Linked DNA regions of Mus musculus: regions 1 and 2 are each linked to region 3. The links are chromatin loops, found by intact Hi-C in ENCODE. Cell type or tissue: heart. All regions are shown on one strand. Links, peaks and the distances in the headings refer to the core of each region. The heading gives the core; the rest is flanking DNA.

Region 1 (7,246 bases), core at 1,832-5,831, 370 kb after region 3:
CAGTACCACAGTGGGGGACCACTCCACTGTGCTAGAATAGTCAGAGAGGAGTCAACAAAGCTAAGGGTAGTAGTGGCACAGTGCCTTGACCCTGGCTAGCATTTGAGAAGCTGACAGGGGAGGGCTGTGACTTCAAGGCCAGTCTGTGCTACATTAGCAAAACCATGCCTTAAGACACTCACTGCACCCCCACAAAGACATGATAACAAGTTTGGACAGGAATGTGAGGAACGAGAATGCTTATATGCTGCTGGTGGGTGTGTCAAATGGTGCAGTTACCATCCCACTTCTGATGCCATTCCTATTTACCTTGCGTTGGCACAGGAGAACTGAAGGCAGGTTTGTGCAAGAAAACCCTGTGTGCTCATATTCATTGCTGTGTTATCTTTAACACTAACCCTATAGCCATCGAGGTGGTTCTGCTTGTAAAGGCTTGCTGCTGAGCCTGACAGCCCAGGGCATCAGTAGAACTAGAGTCACAGAGGGAACCATCTCATGGAAGCTAAAGGAAGCTATCTTCTGACTGCCACATGTGCACTGTGACATGTACACTGTGATATATGTGCACTGTGACATGTGCAGTGTGGCCTGTGCACTGTGGTATATGCAGTCTGGTTCCTCTTAATATAAATGAAATAAAAAAGAAAAGTAAAAACATGGATGGCCCAAATAACCAAGCATTTATCCACTGATGGCCGAGTGGATAAATGCGCTCCTACTTCCCAGAGATCTGTTGAAACACGAAGGGAGAGGAGTTCAGAAACACCGCAGAGTAGAGGAACACAGAAGGCAATAAACTAAGGAAAGCCAAACCACGGCAGACCCCATCCCCAAAACATCCAGACTGCAGAGCATAGGGATAAACGGTAGATGGTGGTTTCCAGGGGCCCAGAGGAAGAGGGAACTGGGCATGACTGGTGTCTTCCCATACATGTGTATGTGTGTGTGATAATATACATATGTGTGTGTGTATTCCTCTTTGAAGAAGTATGAAAATTAGACAGGGCAACTCTTTCTTCTGTGAATGTATATTATAAAGGAAATATTTTACAGAAAGTGAAATATACCCCCAAAAGCTGATATACAACAAAAGCTTACTCCTAAAACTCCTTCATAGTATTGATCACAATTATTTCTAAAATGGGAAGGAAGTCTTCCAAGACACGTCCCAGGGTATCAAGAGGCCCGTGTATCGGGAACATCAGTATTGTCTAATGTGTAGATCCGAAGCTAAAACACAGTAAGTAGCCAGTAAACGTCCTTGCATGGATTAAGACCATAGAGAGGGCTCTCTGCTCCTCCCTGTTCCAGAGACAGCCGCATCTTCTTGTGCAGTGCCAGCCTCGTCCCGTAGACAAAATGGTGAAGGTCGGTGTGAACGGATTTGGCCGTATTGGGCGCCTGGTCACCAGGGCTGCCATTTGCAGTGGCAAAGTGGAGATTGTTGCCATCAACGACCCCTTCATTGACCTCAACTACATGGTCTACATGTTCCAGTATGACTCCACTCACGGCAAATTCAACGGCACAGTCAAGGCCGAGAATGGGAAGCTTGTCATCAACGGGAAGCCCATCACCATCTTCCAGGAGCGAGACCCCACTAACATCAAATGGGGTGAGGCCGGTGCTGAGTATGTCGTGGAGTCTACTGGTGTCTTCACCACCATGGAGAAGGCCGGGGCCCACTTGAAGGGTGGAGCCAAAAGGGTCATCATCTCCGCCCCTTCTGCCGATGCCCCCATGTTTGTGATGGGTGTGAACCACGAGAAATATGACAACTCACTCAAGATTGTCAGCAATGCATCCTGCACCACCAACTGCTTAGCCCCCCTGGCCAAGGTCATCCATGACAACTTTGGCATTGTGGAAGGGCTCATGACCACAGTCCATGCCATCACTGCCACCCAGAAGACTGTGGATGGCCCCTCTGGAAAGCTGTGGTGTGATGGCCGTGGGGCTGCCCAGAACATCATCCCTGCATCCACTGGTGCTGCCAAGGCTGTGGGCAAGGTCATCCCAGAGCTGAACGGGAAGCTCACTGGCATGGCCTTCCGTGTTCCTACCCCCAATGTGTCCGTCGTGGATCTGACGTGCCGCCTGGAGAAACCTGCCAAGTATGATGACATCAAGAAGGTGGTGAAGCAGGCATCTGAGGGCCCACTGAAGGGCATCTTGGGCTACACTGAGGACCAGGTTGTCTCCTGCGACTTCAACAGCAACTCCCACTCTTCCACCTTCGATGCCGGGGCTGGCATTGCTCTCAATGACAACTTTGTCAAGCTCATTTCCTGGTATGACAATGAATACGGCTACAGCAACAGGGTGGTGGACCTCATGGCCTACATGGCCTCCAAGGAGTAAGAAACCCTGGACCACCCACCCCAGCAAGGACACTGAGCAAGAGAGAGGCCCTATCCCAACTCGGCCCCCAACACTGAGCATCTCCCTCACAATTTCCATCCCAGACCCCCATAATAACAGGAGGGGCCTAGGGAGCCCTCCCTACTCTCTTGAATACCATCAATAAAGTTCGCTGCACCCAAAAAAAAAAAAAAAAAAAAAAAGACCATAGAGAGTCAGAGACTGCCTAGGGGTGAGGGAGACAATGCAATCAGTGGATTGCTTACCACACAAGCATGGGGACCTGAGTTCGGTCCCCAGAATCTATGTAAAAAGCTGGATGTGGCAGCATGCGTCTCGAATCCTAGTAGTGATGGGCAGGCAGACACAGGAGGATCCAGAGGCTTGCTGGCCAGCAAACCTTGCATCAAACTGCAAGCAGGGTTTTTTACTCAAATATATTATGAAAGAAAGAAAGAAAGAGAGAGAGAGAGAGAGAGAGAGAGAGAGAGAGAGAGGAGAGAGAGTCTGAGAGGAAGAGGAATGGAGGGAGGGAAAGAGAGAGCTGGTTATTTCAGGCTTAGTGAAGAACTGTCACTTAAGACTGCCAGGGACCCTCACTCCTGCCTTCCCACCGTGGTGGCAGTGAACAGATAGAAAAAGCTCTTTCCCCCTTTGCTCTGGCCCAATTGGAAACCAACACAATAGCCTGAAGAACTGAATGTATGAGGCAGGAGTCACCTCACCTTCTAAGCTGTGGGGTGTGTGTGTGTGTGTGTGTGTGTGTGTGTGTATGTGTGTGTGTGTGTGTGTGTGTGTATGTGTGTGTTCAGGTAATTATCCCATATGAACCAGACACTTTTTCAACACCTCTCCTTTCTGTTTACACCCATGCTCCATTATTTTCTGTCTTTCTAATTAAAAAGGAATACATGTCCCCAAATCATAAGAATTATGTCTCCCTTCGCCGAGTAACTGAAGGCCAACTGAATTTGAACCGCTTCCTTTCACAAGCTGTAACCCCGGGTCTCTCCATTCATTGAAACTAAAAGAAAGAAAAAGCTTTCGTTTTGTTCAGCACCTGTTAAAACACACCAGAAGAAACAAGAACAACCTTTTCTAAAAAGCAATCTACACATGCCAGACAGCCAAGAGACGACTAAGACTGCCATTGTTTAATGTGTAACAGCCACAGAACCGCCTCTTCACCTGGCTAGCACTAGGTGCTATTGTAGGGTCTCACCAAATGGTAGGCAGCACCTTACAGCACATTTCTTACCACATTTCTTGCCCTGCGTGCCATCACAAAATAAACTTAATTAAACAGTGCCCTCCAGAGGCCACTGGGAATTTAACTGTCCTGACAGATTCTGGAAAAAGTCCAAAGAAAAGGCAATTTAATTTTCTTTTGTGTTTATGTGGAGTCAGTACTTGGGCATGGCGTCCCTCGGTGGATGAGAACCAGCTCTGTCTGTCTCCACAGTGGACCTCTGACCGGGGTTAATCTGTTGGCAAAACATCCTTTACGAGGACGAGGAAATATCAAGGAACACTGCAGCTGGGCATGGTGGGAACTGGTGGTGCCTCCCCTGTCCTCCTGGGAACCGTCCCAGGCTGCATGCCTAAGCTGTGTCCCTCTGAATGAGCTGGCTTTCTCTCTCCTGTGACAACTGTGTGCTTTGCTCCAGCGGCTTCTGGGACCTGATTCCATGAGACCTTTCAGTCTGTTTACACCGCTGAGCAGCCTGGCCTTATCCGCTCAACTTAAACTCCCAGGAGACCAATCCAGCTGTCAATCAAGCCTCCAGGCAGGATCAGGATTGAGGTTATCGATCACATGTGGAATGGCCGATAGGTAGAGGTTGGGATGGGGATTTGGAGGTGGAAGGAGAAAGGGCCAGAACCCCGAGGTACAAAACAAGTTAGAATACCCAGCACTTCACGCAAGAAGGGGACTAGTGCTTCAAAGAATGTTTTTCTACTATGCATGAGCCACTGTTTCTAGAGGGTACCATGCACCACTGTTCATGAACTCCTAAACATCACTTCATCTAATCCCCTCAGCCTCCCATAGGGTCCGTCCTGTATCGGCCTTATCTTCACAAGGACCTACTGGCAACAATGTCTACATGTTTAGCGGTTCCCCCCCACCCCAGGCTTATTTCCATTTGAAAGTGTGATCCAAAGCTTAGCAAGGTTGAGCCAAGGTCTAAACCAGAGCTTCATATGCTGATGCTGAGCTGTCAGCATTATCCACCTTCTCTACCCCCCCCCCGGGGGGGGGGCAGCCCTTACAGCAGCTACAGAAACCCCACCAGAACAGATCTCATTCTCAGGGAGATGCAATCACGAGGAAGGTGTGATTCCCGCATGGAGAACAGTGAGTAGAGACTAGGAGGGAATTATTACTGACCAGGTCACTCTTTTCTCTCACTGTGTAACAAATGCCGCGCATGCAGAGGCTTTGGGGAGACACCCATCATTCATGTGTTCAATATGGTTTTTATTCTGTACATGGATGCTTTGTTTGCACACATGCCTTGTAGCCTCAGAGGCCAGTAGAGGGCGCTGGATCCCTGGGACTGGAGTTATAGATGGTTGTGAGTCTCCCTGTAAGCGGTAGGGATTGAACTTGGATTCTCTGGGAGAGAACATCTGCGGAGCCATCTCTGCAGCCCTTGCTGTGGTTCTTAGGGGAGAAATCAAGTCACAGGGTAGACTGGCTCTGCTCAGCAGGGCATAAGGCTGGCAAGGGATGCTGGCTGGGGCTGCCAAACCATCTCATCTACAGCTCAGGCCCTCCAAGATCCCCCTGTGGCTGCCAGAATCCAGTCATTCACACTTGTAGGATTAAAGTCCCATCCCTGACTATTCGCTTGGGTATCTGAGTTCCTTCAGGCCAGATGGGAACACTATCCCGATGCTTTCTGCTTCTGGCTAAACTGCTTGGGGAGGGTTCATGCGATTCGGTGAGACCCCACCCTGACCATTTCACTTTCTTAAAGTCACCTATGCTATGAACTATGACCTAATCATGACATCAAGCTTAGATTCTGTTGCAGGGGCTATGAGGGCCCAGACATGGCACAAGGGTGAAATCTCAGGACATTTTAGAAACCCATCTATCTCCTACCTCCTGATTAAATACACAATGTTAAGCCAGGCGTGGTGGTGCACTCCTTTAATCTCAGCACTCGGGAGGCAGAGGCAGGCAGATTTCTGAGTTCGAGGCCAGCCTGGTCTACAAAGTGAGTTCCAGGACAGCCAGGGCTATAAAAAGAAACCCTGTCTCAAAAAAAAAAAACATAAACAAATAAATAAAATAAATAAATAAACACACAATGTTGTCTACAGGAGTGGGGAGAGGTAAGATCTCTGGGGGGGGGCACTCGAACTGGACTTAGAAGGATGGAATTCCGTGGAAAAGACAGCATCCCCTTGGTGGCCTTAGAAAATGCAACATCATCACTAAGGAGCTGGTGTGGAAAGTGTGACAGGTAAACATTTCAAAAGTATCACAAGAAGTTTCCACTATCAGGCGGTAGAGGGGACCAGTCAGGAAATGACACAGTGCTGCCGGACAGCAGGAGGCACGGAAAGGAAATGTGGGCAGACATGTACAGCCACAGTAAACTGGCTCAGGTAAAAAGATTACTGGTAGGTGGGGTTTTTATAGTCACACTGAAATTTAGAAAGAGTTAAGATATAACTTTGTTGCCCCACGTTCAAAGAAACGGTAGTTGAAGTAAAATCTGAAATCACAGAGAGGAATTTAAAAAATATAATCTTGCAAATAGGCAGGAGGATGTCAGGTCTTTGGGAAGACGGTATCAGTGTAAGGAAAAAGACTGTCATAAAAGAAGCAACAAACTGAGGTTGGGGGAAGTCAGTCAGTGTTAGAGGGCTTGTCTGGAACACACATGGCTCTGGGTCCCACCCCTAGCACCACAAACACAAAGTGACAAACTGACCAAGCAAAACCCAGCCACTCTCATCCATAAAAACCCTTAAAACTTCAAGACAGCAGTGACATTCACTTTTACAAGATTGGAGGAAATTTTAACCATCTGTAGAAAAGGATTAAAATCAGTAACTTCCAAATGCCTATCCAGTCAGTGTTCAGGGTCCTCACTTAGGGGATAAGGACAATAGGTCAGTTAGGTGACCTGTTAGACAAACAAATGAACTGAACATGATTTCTAAGCATCCGGTGGTAATAGTAAGCTGCAGTTATAACCATGAGGCCAGTGCCAAGCTGCACGCCTGTAACCACAACACTCTGGTAGCTTGGGCAGGAGGCTAGTGAATTCAAGGTCAGCCTAGGCTACAAAGCAAAACTCCATCTCAAACACACACACACACACACATACACACACACACACACACACAAACACACATCATACACAGACACCACACACACACACACACACACACACACACACATCACACCACACACTCATACATATACCACTCATACATACAGACACCACACACACATACACACCATACACACACACACAAACACACACATGCACATATCACACACATACACAAACACATACCATACATACATACTACACACATATACGCACACATACACACACCACACACACACACACACATACACTTATATCACACACACATACACACACCACACACACATGCACACATCACAGACACATATACCACACACACACCACACCACACACCATTGTTCCCCCAACCCCTCCTCATAAAACAAGCCACACGTCTATTAAGTAAACTTCCATGTAAGTCAGAGTGTCCAATCTAAACATGCTATGGCACACTATCAATCATGTATTATTTGTAGCAAAATAAATCAGTAAACAATTCATGGGAATAACTTAGTGACAATATCCTTAGACACATTATGTTCATTCCAAAG
Region 2 (7,246 bases), core at 1,832-5,831, 120 kb after region 3:
ATTCTTGCACAAACATCATGGCCAAGAAGCAGGTGGGGGAGGAAAGGGTTTATTCGGCTTACACTTCCACACTGCTTTTCATCACCAAAAGAAGTCAGGACTGGAACTCAAGCAGGTCAGGAAGCAGGAGCTGATGCAGAGGCCATGGAGGGGTGTTCTTTACTGGCTTGCCTCTCCTGGCTTGCTCAGCCTGCTCTCTTATAGAACCAAGACTACCAACCCAGAAATGGTCCCACCCACAAGGGGCCTTTCCCTCTTGATCACTAATTGAGAAAATGCCTTACAGTTGGATCTCATGGAGGCATTTTCTCAACTGAAGCTCCTTTTTTCTGTGATAACCCCAGCTGTGTCAAGTTGACACAAAACTAGCCAGTATAGTGGTGTTTGTCTGAAATGTTACCTCTGGGGAGCCAAAGGCAGGAGGACTGTGAGTTTGAAGCTAGCCTGGGCTACATAGAAAGTTCCCAGGCCAGCCTGGGAACAAAATAACACAAAACTTGTTTGCAGAGAAAAGGGAAACTGTAAGGCATTAACCCAAGTGCTAATTCTTCGTGATCCTAGGACTTCCAGGTAGACACAGGTGCTCCTCAGGCCGCAATCTTGTGGTTGGAGCCCACATGGAACTGGCCAGCTCTGTAGCATGCTTACCCCTGGAAGGGTCAGGGGATGGGGTAACTAGAAGACATACCTGGCACATAGTTGACGGTCAATCAATAAAAAAGGTCATTGTCACTTTAGCAATAAATATTTTTATTTTTAAAAACTTTTTATTGGTGCTTTGTCAATTTCACATAGTGCCCCGGAAATCCTATTCATCTCCCTGACCCTCCATATCTGACCTCGGCCCTTGCAACACACACTCCCATCCAAAGAAAAGAAAAGCACAACAAGAATAGCAAAACCATCTGGTCATGGAAGCTGTAGTGTGTCACAGTGTGTCCCACAGGACACCCTTTTGCCCAAATAGCTTTACTTGCGTATGTTCATTTTAGTGAGTCATTGGTCTGGTTCGAGGCCTCTGGCTGCCTGCTGCACTGTCACTGCTGGATCCTCACTGGGATTCCTCTCAGCTCTCCTCTTCTGGCCCCGTGTCATGGAGATCCTGCGGCTTTGGGTCTGGACAGCCAGCCCCTTCCGAAGCTCCCGAGCTCCAGCAGTTCATCAATGGGGTAGATGTTGGAGTTGGTCAGCTCAAAGCCCTGGATCAGCCTGGATGGCAGCCGAGTTGGTCAGCCCACCCTCTTTCCTGCAACCTGTATTGTACCACCATAGCCAGCTTCCCTGCTTTGCCCAGATGAAAGGTAGGGACAGCTCTCCTGCCTACAGTAGCAGTCAAGGGTCAGGCTTGGCTCTCCTGAGTTCATGCCATTGGGGCCAGCTCTCCTGTGCCCACACCACCAGGGCCAGCTCTACCACGTTACCCCCGTGAGCTCCTGTCTGTCCTCCCCAATGCTGCAGCCAGCGAGGGGTGGGACCAGCTACCCCTAGGAATATTTGTTTCTTAAATCTTCCTCTCCTTGCTCCTCCTTTTCCTTCCTGCTTTTCTTTTTCCTTTCCTCTCCTTTTCCTTTCTTTTCTCTTACTGGGTATGTTAGGAAATCTAATTGGTGAGGAGGGTGCCTTTGGCAGACCCATGTAAAAGGGTGCCCCTGAGAAATTCCACCACACAGACCTGGTGTGAAAGATATTCAGGGAAGAGAGTGGAGTGAGAGCCTGGGAAAGCAGAAGAGGCAGGCAAGTGGGTATGTAGACATGCAGACAGATGGCACGAGGGCAGAGAAAAGGGTGGGGGGCGGGGGAGAGAAAGAGAGGTGTATTATCTACATGGAAAAATTAATGGAGAAATAACAGGAAAACAGGAAAATAAAAAGAAGCAAAATTATTATAAAATTTGAATTGGAAAAATCACGTACCGGCAAGTGAATAGATAGAACCAGATATGGATGGGGGTGGAGTGGGGGGTGGGGGTGGGAATCAAGATGTCTACCGCTGGAAGTTTAAGCCACATTCAAGGTGAAGGTGATGAGGATTCACATTTAAAACAACTGCAGCTGGGTGCTGCTGGTGCTCGCCTTTAGTCCCAGCTTGTGGCAGAGGCAGGATAAACCCTGTTTCCAAAACTAAAAAACAAACAAACAAAAAGCCCTCAAAACCAAAGCAAATAACAAATTGTGATCATTCCTTAGGTACTGCTCCTATCTCATCTATCTATCTATCTATCTATCTATCTATCTATCTATCTATCTATCTATCTATCTAGTGTGTGTTTTATGTCTGCTGTTCTTACCTGTTCATGAACTTGTAGAGGCCAGACGTTGACCTCAGGCATCCTCTTTAACTGTTTCACAGGCTTCCAGGATCTGTCTTTCTTAGCTTCCTAAGGCTGCTATTACAGGAATGTACTTGGTGCTCATGAGTGCTGGGATTTGAACTTTGGTCCTCACGCTAGCTCAGCAAGCTGTTGACCCACTGAGCCATTCGCTGGGCCCTCACACTGTTTCTGAGGCAAGGCTTCTTATTGGGACCTAGGCACTTACCCATTTGCTTGCCCATGTGGCGAGGCTCACTGGCAAGGAAGCCTCCAGGAATCTGCCTCTGCCTCCCAGATGCCAGTTTCTAATTTGTCCTCAAGTACTGTGCCCACTGACTACCTCCCCAACGAAGCTTCACATCTTACCCCATTTAAAAAAAAAAAAAAATCTCCGCAGGGACAGGAGCAACTAGCCGAACAGGCAGAGCCTGTACGCACAGCTTTGTGCTTTTTGGATTTAACCTTCTGAGTTAAATAACCATTTAATTTACAAAGGACATTTAAAGTCAGTTGGCAAAGAATGACCAGAAAGGTGAAGGAACAAAAAGGTGACGTGAATGGGAGAAACTGGCTGAGGACACATTTTTTTTTTTTTTTTTTTTTCAGGAAAAAGGGAAGGTAGCTTGGGGCTGTGGGTGGGAGGACCTACTGGGACTTACTGTCCCCGTAGGAGTTGAGACAACGTATTTGGGCGCGGGGAATATTCTGTCTAAACCTGGCTTACTCACTGCGTATGGTTACTGTTTATTTTAAATAATACTGGACAGACCTACGATACCGTTTTTGGATAATGTTTTCTCATAAGACCCGCCCTTCTACTTCTCCAAACCCTTCTCAGGTTTGGCAGTTTTTCCTTTAACTTGATTTGCACAAACTGCCAAAGGGATTGAACCTAGTAATTACATCGAAAATAGATTTAGGGCTACAAAGACGTGGCATGAAACTCAAGAGGTTTACTGTCGCTATAAAAGAATCCTAAGGTCGGCTGTCCTAACAGTACAGTGCGCCCTGACCACTTTACAGCCGCAGTCGGAGGTAGGAAAGTTTTACAAACACAATTCGTCAATTTGTTTAACCTCTCTACGCCAGAGCACAGTACATGAACAGCTTTAAACGCCCGAGTGTAGATGACTCCTTTTGAAACTCGGGAGTTTCACAGGCGAAGAGCCAAGTCCTCCCCGTAGGTAGTGAGGACCCGGGCTATAGTGGCTGATCCCCAGGGATGCTGAGGTCTCAGTGGGGTCCGCCCTAGCCTGGCCTCGGCTTCTGGGATCCAGGAGAGATCTCACTGGTCGCTGGCGCCAGGCCGGACCTTTAGAGTGAACTGAGAGGCGGATGAAAGCCGGGCAGGTCACCGATCGCAAACCTTTCGTCTCCAGACTCAGGGCCACTAGCGAGTCCAGAAGCTCAAGTGTCCGCCGAAGTGGGAGGCGGCTAGCCACGCCCCCCGCTCGCGCCGCTTCCGGCACCCCGGCCCCGCCCCGCGCCGGCGCTGCCACATCCTCCGGTGACGTCAGCGCGCGCCGCCATATTGGGAAGCGCCACCGCCGCCGCCGCCTCCGCTCGGGCTCCTGGGCTGTGTGGGGGGCCACAGCCGCGGGCTGAAGGCTCCCTTGTGTACCCCATCGACGCCCGGCCCGCCGGCTTCGCCCAGCTCCGGCTCCTCATGACCGCCTTCGGCCCCGCAGCCCACGGACATCGCCCCAGCTCCAAGAATTAACACGGAAGCTCCCGGGGCCGGGGCCGTGAGGGAGAGCCGGCCGGTCCCGCGTCCCTGTCGGTCCGGCGCGGCTCTTGTGCGGGAGCCATGACCTCGCTGACCCAGCGGAGCTCGGGCCTGGTGCAGCGGCGCACCGAGGCCTCCCGGAACGCTGCCGACAAGGAGCGGGCGGCGGGAGGCGGCGGCGGCAGCGGCGAGGACGAGGCGCAGAGCCGCCGCGACGAGCAGGACGACGACGACAAGGGCGACTCCAAGGAAACGCGGCTGACCCTGATGGAGGAGGTGCTCCTGCTGGGCCTCAAGGACCGAGAGGTGCGGGCGCCGCGGCCCCGGCCGGGGTGGCAGCCGGGGTGGCAGCGGGACCCGGGTGGCTCCAGGTGGGGCCCGGGTGGGCGCTGGCCGAGGCCTCACCTGTCCCTGCTTCCGGAGCCCCGCGCCCCTGAGCGCCCTCTCGTCCCAAGGAGTGTGGGAGTCAGCCCTCTCCGGCTGCGCTCCGAGTGCTCCCGATCCTCCCGGTACCAAGTGCTCGCTTGGGTTTTCCCGTCCTCTGCTCACAAGCACTCTTAGTTCCGAAGTCTTGGCGATCTTTGCGTTTCTTCTTCTTCGCCGTCTGCCGCAAATAATGGCAACTCCAACCCAAGACTGTTGAGATCTAAAGACTCGGGGCTACCGCGGCTCCCAAGTATTGAGTTTTTGCAGGTTTTAAGACCCGGGAGAGGTTCGCGGATCTACTTGCTGTCGGCCCTCTTTCTTATGTAAAACTTGAGTTGCGGCGCGCGGTTAAGAAATTAGCAAAGTTGTTTTTACTGGGTATTGTTTTAAAAAGTCAATACTAAGTTGATATAAAACCTAGGAAGTTACTTTTTGGATGAACTTGGTTTGAGCGAGCGATGAGTTAGTTTTGCGGTTAGATCTGCTGTCGTCCTTTCCGTTTTGCCATTTTAAGGGAGGGCTTGTGAAGAGCTGGGAGGAATACCAAGTTTGCGCTTTGATGAAAGACTGCAAAGATTTAGGTAGGCTTAAGTTGTGTTCTGACGTTTGGAAAGGTCACCCCAGATATTTAGGAATTTCACACATATAAGTTGAAAAAGTGCAAGTGTCCGTCTTTTAAATGTCTGGATTCTGTAGTTAATGTTTGATTGATTTTATTAATACCCATCCATCTCTAAAGATGATTATTTTTAAGGGCAGACTTGCAGGATTGGATGTTTCATAAATCATGTATGATGAGGTGGCCCGGAAGTTTGTTTCGTTTCAGTGTGGAAACTCTAGACAACACATTTTGAGAGTCAGACAGAAAGGTATTGGATCTTGTTTTTAAATACGTTTTCAGAATTCAGGAAGGAGGACAAGAAACAAACCAGAACAAAACTCAGTTCATCCTATAAAACAGTTTTTTAGTTCCTCAGACTTAGCAGCGGTAGAGAGCTGAGTTTTTCCAGGGACTGTTTGTGGTTCCCGGATATTAGATACTACCCAGGGAAGTGCTTCTTGATGCCTTAATACCATTCAGCTTGAAGACACTTAATGGCCCTCAGGCTGTGAAAGGGGCACAGTACCTGTTTAATTACAGTTATTATGAGGAATGCGGTGGTGTGTGTTTCATTTTTAGTTGTGGAGTGAAAAGCTAGATGTTAGTGTGTGGCAATGCGATTTTAGAGAGCATTCACTTAGGAAGTAATTAGATTTTGAAAGCAGGCTTCTTGTAATACACATTTATCTTTCCTTCCCTCCTTCCCTACTTTGGAACAAAACAGATTATGAGACATTTCTAGGAAGTACAAGAAAAACAAAATGAAGGTTACATTCCTGGGTCAGCATTTTGGTTCTGTATGCTAGAACTCGGTAAAGCTACAACGGAACAAAAAAAATTATTTTTGGTATTGTCACATTGAGAAACAATGGTGGAAAAATACCTTTTACTTTAGAAGCCTTACTCTGAATTTTTAATATAAAGCTGTTACCAGTTATTTTTCTGTGATTGGTTCCCGTGAAGATAATCTGAAGAATTTTTTGAATTTAATGCTACTACAACATTCAACTAGTTTTGTTTTGTTTTGTTTTTTAAACAATGGAAGTTCTTTGATGGCAGGTAACTGAGACCATCTGTTGTGGTTGTTTTGTATAAGTATACTTCATAAGTCATGGCCAAGGTTCAGCCAGGCACTAATTTGTAGCATGTGGGGGTGGGCACTTGTTTTTAAAAAAATGTAGGTACATATTTTTTCTTTCATCAAGTGTGTACACAGTAGTGACTAGTCCTATAAACCTATCACCCAGTCTATTTGGGGGATGGTCCCCTTGTCTTTTTTTTTTTTTTTTTTTTTTAAAAGACAAAGTCTTGGTTTCCTGGCTCTGTTTCCGTAGCCACTTAAGCTTTGTTCAATTTGTTATTAACTTAGGTTCTAGGGATTGGGAATATACAGCTCGGTTGATAGAGTGCTTTGGATGAAGTTCTGAATTTGATTCCTTCCTCTGCACAGACTGGGCTTGGAAGCCCATCATGCCTATACTTCCACTTGGGAGGCAAGCCTATCAGAAGTTCAGGGTCACCTTCACCTACATAGAAAGTCAGAGGCCAGCCTGGGCTACATGAGAAGCCATTGGCTTCAGATTATTTACATGGAGTTTTGTTTAAAGTCTTTGTTAGGTCTCAAACTCAGGAAGTATAGCTGCTAGCCAAGGTGCCTATCAGAGCAGACACTGGCTACCTGTCTCAGCATCGCCTATACCTGTTAAGAGTCCTGACTCTTCTTAGCACTTTCATCCAGCCCTCCTACCCTCAACCTCTGCAGCCCCTGAGCTTCACTCCCTTCCCTCAGCTGCTCTGCTCTCTATAACCCTGCCTTTTGGCTATGTGGTCTCTTGGCCTCTTGCTCTCTTTGTCTCCTGGCTTACTCCAGCCTCTTGGCTCTTGTTTCTTCTCTCCAGCCTCCTATCCCCCTCACATGCCAGGTTCAGAGTGGACCTTTCCAGATGCCTGTTTATCCCCTCTACACTAAACCTTCCTACTTCAAACCTAGGAACAGTCATGTCCTCATTCAGTCCTGACTATAGTTTTGTTTTATTTTATTTATTTTTTTAGGTTCGAGGTAGCTTTTCAGGTTTTTTCTTTTCTTAAAACATCCAAGGGCTGGAGAGATGGCTCAGGAGTTCAGAGCACTGACTGCTCTTCCAGAGGGTTCAATTCCTAGCAACCACATGGTGGCTCACAA
Region 3 (7,246 bases), core at 1,494-5,493:
CCCTTACCCACTGAGCCACCTCTCCAGCCCCATCTGTTTCCTAATAGAGAATAGTTTGACCTTGGTAAGATGGCTTTTTTAGTCAGCTGTGAATGATTCTTCTCATGAGCTTTGACCCACATCCTAAAGGTCAGATCCATGCTAGTAGCTGGGAAACCATGAGGGCAAGAAAGAAACTGCATTGCCTTTCTTATGATCCCTTAATTAAGGAAAGTGTGTGGCCAGGGTGGTGGCACAGGCCTTTAATCCCAGCACTAGGAGGCAGGCAGATCTCAGAGTTTGAGGCAAACCTGGTCTATAGAGTAAGTTCCAGGGTAGCCAGGGCTTCACAGAGAAACCTTGTCTTAAAAAAACCAAAACCAAAAACAAACAAACAAACAAAAAAGGTGGGGGGGCAGTGTTAGGTAGGGCTTTCTAGATAAGCAGAACCAACAGGACTGTAAAGAGACCTATTATAAAGAGAATTTACTAAGAAGGCTTACAACTCATATGGGCCTTGTAGTCTTAACAATGGCTGTCTGTATGTCTGAGAGCCAGGTAGCTGCTCAGTCACAGAAGCCGGTTGCCTTATAGTCCCAATGTGGTGCTGAAGGCTTAGGAGAGTCCTGGAGAGTCAAGCTGAGTGAGGCTGGAGTCTGACGTCAGTGAAGGGGACAACAGTTGCAGCAATGTGGCAAGGCAAACTATTCAGCCAGTACCCAGACAGGCAATGGAGCTGTACTGGTGTTCTCTGGATCTTTTGCTATCTGGGCCACCTACTAGGAGATGCCCCCACCCACCCTGTTAATCCTTCCTGGAAATGCTCTTGTAGAACTGCCCATAGGTGTGTCTTTAGTTCATTCCAGATTCCATCAAGTTGACAATCAAGATTACCCATCAAGGCTGGCGTGACAGTTGTGGAGTTAAGAGCACTTCTTCTTAACCTGAATTTGTTTCTCGGCACCAAAGTGGGGTATTACCAGTGCTCATAACTACAGCTTCAGGGAATATGACACCCCCCTGACAGATAGACACACACATCAAAATAAAATAAATCTTAAAAAAGTGTTTAAACAGGCAGTGGTGGCACACGCCTTTAATCCCAGCACTTGGGAGGCAGAGGCAGGCAGATTTCTGAGTTCGAGGCCAGCCTGGTCTATAGAGTGAGTACCAGGACAGCTAGAGCTACACAGAGAAACCCTGTCTCGAAAAACCAAAAAAAAAAAAAAAAAAAAAAAAAAAAAAAAAAAAAGAAAAAAGAAAAAAAGTGTTTATCAGTGAGTGAAACATGTATGAGTGGTGTACTCATACCTCTGCTTGTAACAGAGTACCTTACAGTTGATCGTTTATACACAATACAAAATTGCTTCTCACTGTTCCAGAGTCTAGGGAATTCCAGAATCAGTAGATTCCACGTTGGGAAGAGTGGGCCATTCAACGATGACACATTTTTTTTTTATTTTAAGATTTATTTATGTGACTACACTAGCTGTCTTCAGATACACCAGAAGAGAGCATCTGATCCCATTACAGATGGTTGTGAGTCACCATGTAGTTGCCGGGACTTGAACTCAGGACCTCTGGAAGAGCCATCAATGCTCTTAACCACTGAGCCAACTCTCCAGCCCAGAATGGTGACACATTCTTGCTGAGTTCTCTCAATGGGGGAGGGTTAGCCAGAACCCTCTGATCTCATAAGGGCATTCCTTCAAGGCTCAATAATCTCCAAGTCCACTTCTTCCTCACAGTATCACATGGGGGAGGGGGACGGACACAATCAGAAGAGGGTGGCAAACCAGCTGGTTTTTTGGTATTTAAAACGTTTCTTTTGTTGGCTCCCATTCCTGGGAAGTGTACAGACCCAGAGACAGTGTCAAGTTTTCAGAGTCGTATTACAACAGGGCTTGACCTTCAGCAGATGTTAAAGATCAGGGTGATCTAGTAACACTTAACGTTAGCTTGACGGCCGGCAGAAAGGGACATTTGCTTGGTGAATTTCTATCAAAAGCCAGCATTTCTGTTTATGGGTTGGGTCAGATCCTGGAAACAAAAGCAACAGAATCTGTCTGGCATATCGGAATCAGAGAGGTCACCTCTCCTTCCTGGGAACCAACGTGGAAAAGCACAGTTAATTGCTAGGTTTTGAGAGGAAGGTCTTATTTGTGATCTAGGTTGCCTGGGGACTTCCTAAGTAGTCCGAGCTGGCCACAAATTCACTATCTTTCTGTCTGGCCTTCCAGGTGCTGGAATAGCAGGTGTGCACTAACCACCCTTCCGTGTCACTTGTAGTACTTAGTTGGGAATTTTAAAAGAAATACAAGGGGGTGGTGCAGTTGGTCAGACTAAGGCATAGCAAGGTGCCTGACACTTGAAAAATTAACTGCAAATGTTTATTGGCTTTTCACAGTAGATGGAACAACTTCGGGTGAGCTGCATCGTATCTTATTCTTCTAACACAATGCTCCACAGGGAGAATTCAATTTGGTCTTGCTCACGCGAGGCAAGTGCCCCAAAGGTGGAATTCAAATGAATAGAAATGAATAGTGTGTGTGTGTGTGTGTGTGTGTGTGTGTGTGTTTTATTTGCTATCTTGGCTTAATATGAGAGGTTTGTCGATAACTTGGGAGAGCAGATAAGTCTTAAGGGCTTTTGATATCTTACCAGTTAGAAACCAAGCGACAAACAAAAGAAGTTTGAAGTTGAACACAACATTTTACGTCACTTTAGTCAGTTCCTATCCGCTCTGTCTCTCTTCATTCGTCTAAAGTCTGAACGTCGTCGGTGTGGTTTTGAAGCTTCTGCGGAGGCATTCTGTTCAGCAAGCTGAATTTCAAAGCTGCTGGCCAGTAAAAGAAGCAAAATGGGTAGAACGACTTGCCCGCAACAACTTAGCGACGGCAGGACCATTGGGCAAATGGCGACATTCTCGCTAGCCAATCGTGGGGAAGCCCGGAGAGAACGCTCTCCGCATTGGCTAGAGCAAATACCTCGGCCAACAAGGGGTGGGCGTGGCCAGTCCCATGCTGTGGGCGGGACCTCAGCCGGAGCAGAGCGAGCGGCGGTGGGCGTGTCCCACGGTCGCTAGGCGGGGCGCGTGGCCTGGGCGGAGCGAACGGTGTCAGCGGCGGAGCCGGATGCGGGCGGTACTGCTGCCGCCGCCGCGGCCCTAGGGATGGGCGGAGCCCCGGCCGCTGGTGCTGGTGGCCGCCGCCGCTGCCGGAACCTGAGCCGGAGCCGCCGCCTCTGCTGTCGCCGCGCTTCGGCTTCGTTGCTTCGCAAGGCGGCGGGATGCTGGGGAAAGGGGGAGTCGGCGGTGGCGGCGGCACCAAGGCGCCCAAGCCCTCCTTCGTGTCGTACGTACGCCCTGAGGTGAGAGTGCGCCGGGCGAGCGCGGCGGCGGGTGGAGCGGCCGGGGCAGGGGCGCTTCCTGCCGGGGTGCCGGGCGGGGCGCTCTGGGGCCTCCCGGGCTGGCCGCGGCCCGGACCCCTGCGGCAGGCCGGGCAGGTGCTGGGGCAGGGCCCTGTCGCTCGCCACCGCGCCTGTGGGCGGGAGCCGGAGCCCGGGAGGTCCGGCGGCTCCGGCGCCCCAGGTATCCGGGAAGGGAAGAGAAAGCTTGCGTGGTCGGGAACCCGACGGGGTTCCCCCGGCAGCCCGCAGCCCGGTGTGTGTGCTCTGCCCGGGACTTTTCTCCGCGAGTCCTGAGAGTTCGTCTCTGTCGCGGGTGGTGCACTGCTTTGCGTCCGCGCTGCTGTATGTGGGTCGGCCTTGGCCTCTTTCGGTGTCTGCCCAGAGCATCCTCCTCCCGCTTCTTCCCATTTCATCTCCCCCCTTCCAAACTGCAATTCTAGTCGAGAAGTGCATTCACTCGGGAAATACTTTCTGCGCTCCTACTGTGTGCCAGGTACGATCCTGGAAAGCTTGTGCTAAGTATCAGTGAACAGAACAAAGATCGAGCTCCTTGGGAGCTTATGTAAAAAGAAACAAACAGTCAACGATATGCGATTATTAATTGTATAGTACTTAGAAGATGGTGGGGACAAGGAATCCTTTCATTCTTGCAAAGGTGGTATTTCAGTCAGGACGTTAGAGGACGTTAGGTCTAGGTAAGGAGTCCTGGACGGCCCCAGGGAAGGCTGCCAGTTCTGGAGTTCCGTGAATGAGGAGGACATTGAAGAGATCAGAACTAGAGCATGTTGAAGACTTCTGGAGCAGTCGTTCCTTACCTTTTAGTAGACTCCTTCTCATTTTCGATTTGTGAAAGTTGTGTGCGGTTTTTTTTTTCCCTGCTTTTGCAATTTTGTTTGTTTGTCTCTCGATTATGTAGCCTGGCTGTGCTGGAACTCACTATGTAGAGCAGTCTGGCCTCGAAGTCACAGAGCTCTGCTTGCCTCTGCCTCCCGAATGCTAGAACTCAAGGTAGTACGACCATGCCTAGCTTCTGCAATCTGTCTGTGTGCAGGTAGATGCTCTACCAAATTTACTGCCTCCAAATGTCTTCCCACTTCTCACTTGCTAAGGTGGAAAACAGGTGGGCCTGAAATGAGATATCAGAGACCTGGGGCCTGCAGCATTTGCATGTGTGTCTTGAAATCAAGGCATCTAGTGGAGAGTACTAAAATGGAACCTATTTTCAGTCGTAATTTTCAAATAAAAACCACTTCCTCTGTCAGAACTTGATATGGAGAGACAGGGTCACCTTACATTTCACCCTGTAGTCCATAGAGGTAATGTGGTCAGGTTCTCTTTGTCTTTCTTTGATAGCACCCTAGTTGAACGCTAACTGCCTTTGACCTTTAACCTTTAACCTTTCTCATTTAGTGAGAGTAAACTGCAAGTGAAGAGTCTTCTGAAGTCTGGCCAGAGTTCAAGAGTGCGCCAGTCCTTCATCTGACTGTGCAGTTTTTGCCATCAGCGCTGCTCTGTCTCCCTTGAGAGGCAGTAGGGAAAGTGGTAGCTCAGCTCACTGGACTCATGGCTTTGGGGTCTTCTTAGAGGGCAGCTTTGTGTTTTTGTGTCTAAGACCGTGCTGTGAGGATGCTGTGCGTCTTTGTTGTAGTTGGTACTGGCTAAGATTCTCTATTCAACTGTGCATGGTTTATTAAAAGACAATGGTGGGAGGAGGTGAGAAAACAGCTTATTTTTAAGTAGATGGCTTCACTAGCCATCACATTTCCGGAAATGGACAAGCAGCACTGAGATGTTGCTTGCGTGTGACCCAGAGCCCTGAGTCTGATACCTTTCTGGGTCACCTTGGGAGAGCCTCAGAGCACTTTTATGAAGACTGGCATCCACTATTTTTACTCTTCTTCATCTTTGATTGTACTATCTGCCTGCCTTGTGTGTCCTGCGGGTGGTGTGGTGTGTGTGTGTTTTATTTTGGGTGTTTAGCTATCCCACTCTGAACCATACCACTCTGTAGAGACCCATTGTCACCTGACACCCCTTTTCCCTGCATGCAGTTCTGGAGAGAGAACACAGGCCTCCACCATGATAAACAAGTATTCTACCACTGAGCCCCAGGCCAGCCCGCCTTTCTTTGTACCACTTTTCCTAGCTGGTGAGTTTGCAGTTTCTGAGATGCTTTCTTGTTGGCGGATGACGTCGGTGGCCAGAACCCTTTCACCTTTTAATGCAGTTACGCCTGGTCCTGCTGATCAGAAGTGGGAACTCCAGAGGCAGAAGCCTTCACTAAGGCAGAGCACGGTCTGTCAAGAGTCAGCACTGAAGTTGTTAAACATGATCATATTTTTCCCTCTTGTGATCCAAAAGGACTGCAAATGACAGCCTAACATGAAGGGTAATGGTTAACTCTGGCTTTGGGGTCTGTGCCAGAGTAACCGGAACTGGTTTGTCATTGATTTGTCTAAGTCAGTGAGGCTGACGGGTAAGATCCCGAATCACAGCACAGGACCTTTGCTCGTGTTCTGTAATCTCTTCAGAGGGAAGCCGAGATCTGCAGGAGGCAGGAATCTGGGCCCACCTTGCTACTTGATAGCAGATGCCTAGAAACATCTCAGCTCTACTGTCTTCACTCAGCCTCAGGCACAGGTTGCAAGGAATGTCTAGCAGTGTGCAGCAGAGATGTTGAGCTCTGTTCCAGGGGGGCATCTGGTGATAGCTTGAGCACAAAATCACTTTTCATGTGAAAATGGGAAGCCTGTGTGACTTTCTATGTCAGAAGCCACAGTGTTCATTGTAGAAAAATGAGATGAAGTTATGCAAAAAATAAGTACAAGTTAGAAGCTTGTGCTGGTTGTTGTTAGGCCTTGCAGAGGACCGAAGTTTGGTTCTCAGTACCTCACCACTGTAACTCCAGTTCCAGGGCACCTGAGTCACTCTTCTGGCCTCCTAAGATACACACTTGTGGCAGACTTTCACACACACACACAGAAACTTTAAAAAAAACAGTGCCAGCCACACAATGGGCAGAGGACCTTGCTGCCAAGCCTGAGCACTTGAGTGGGCCCTAATGGTGTGGAAGGAGAGAGCCGTTTCTACAAGTTGTCCTTTGACTTCTGCATTATGGCATGTGATCACCCACACACGTACACATACTCTTTAAATTATACATATGTACATATATTAAGAGATTACAAACTTGCTAATTATAATGCATCCTGTTAGATGTATGTGCACAGCATGTGGCTTTGGATGGGGCTTACCAAAATGGAACTAATATTACCAGTCATAATCTCAGCTGCTTTTTAAACCAAAAGTGCACATTGTAAACACCTCTCCATGCCCGTTGTTAAGGCACAGGCAGGCTTTGTGTCTCAGGGAAGACACAGTGATGGGAAAGGCTGGGCAACACAAACAGCCAGAGTGACTGATGGGAGGATTTGGGATTTAGAAACCAACGCTGCGTGACAGTTCTGATTCTTCAACCGTACTGAGAGTTCTTTGCTGAGCCGCCTTGACATTATAAGATAGGTCCATTTTATTTTTGTGTGTGAGTGTTTCCCTTGCACGTGTACTGCATGTGTCCTGGTGCCCGAGGAGGTCAGAGGAGATCATCTGATGCCCCGGAACTGGAGTTATAGATGGTTGTGAGTCACCATTTGGGAGCTAGGAACTGGATCCAGGCTTTCTGCAAGAGCAGCGAATATTCTTCACTGCCGAGGCGTCTCCCCAGGCCTCCTGGTCAGTTTTAAGGCTTAGATAGCTGTGCGGATGTGCAGCGACGGGTTCAGAGGCTTGTACAGTCAGCCAGCCAGGCAGTGCTAGGAGGCAGACCTGCTTTGACAGAAGCACAGTCCCTTGTGATGTG

The links. Peaks named below come from ENCODE experiments on the same cell type or tissue, not always from the same donor. Only the 100,000 strongest peaks of a DNase experiment are listed, where the experiment ranks them.
Region 1: it touches region 3 in a loop (2.2-fold over the local background); 12 of 42 quality-filtered maps call a loop at or near these places.
Region 2: a loop joins it to region 3, with 5 times the contacts of the local background. A loop is called at or near these places in 12 of 42 quality-filtered maps.

The regions. Positions count from the first base shown.
Region 1 is chr15:12,573,530-12,580,775 of GRCm38, forward strand. The region is part of intron 3 of Pdzd2 (PDZ domain containing 2); the gene reads right to left. It also overlaps the pseudogene Gm2606. Among named protein-coding and RNA genes, the nearest start is that of Gm41273, 74 kb to the right of the region's middle. In heart, for the core only: CTCF peaks have their summits at 3,689 (motif pointing left) and 4,901 (motif pointing right); a DNase peak (open chromatin) is centred at 3,962; H3K4me3 peaks cover 330 bases; H3K27ac peaks cover 579 bases.
Region 2 is chr15:12,317,614-12,324,859 of GRCm38, forward strand. Golph3 (golgi phosphoprotein 3) reads left to right here and starts at 3,883. Exons shown (of 4, transcript NM_025673.2): 1 at 3,883-4,343. The coding sequence starts at 4,119. It overlaps Gm52210 (a long non-coding RNA gene), which reads right to left and starts at 2,965. Exons shown (of 2, transcript XR_003951630.1): 1 at 2,288-2,965; 2 at 730-2,120. In heart, for the core only: no CTCF peak of the experiment used is centred there; DNase peaks (open chromatin) are centred at 3,798 and 4,428; H3K4me3 peaks cover 3,259 bases; H3K27ac peaks cover 2,478 bases.
Region 3 is chr15:12,201,932-12,209,177 of GRCm38, forward strand. Mtmr12 (myotubularin related protein 12) reads left to right here and starts at 3,097. Exons shown (of 16, transcript NM_172958.4): 1 at 3,097-3,348. The coding sequence starts at 3,268. In heart, for the core only: a CTCF peak has its summit at 3,101; a DNase peak (open chromatin) is centred at 3,070; H3K4me3 peaks cover 3,235 bases; H3K27ac peaks cover 2,485 bases.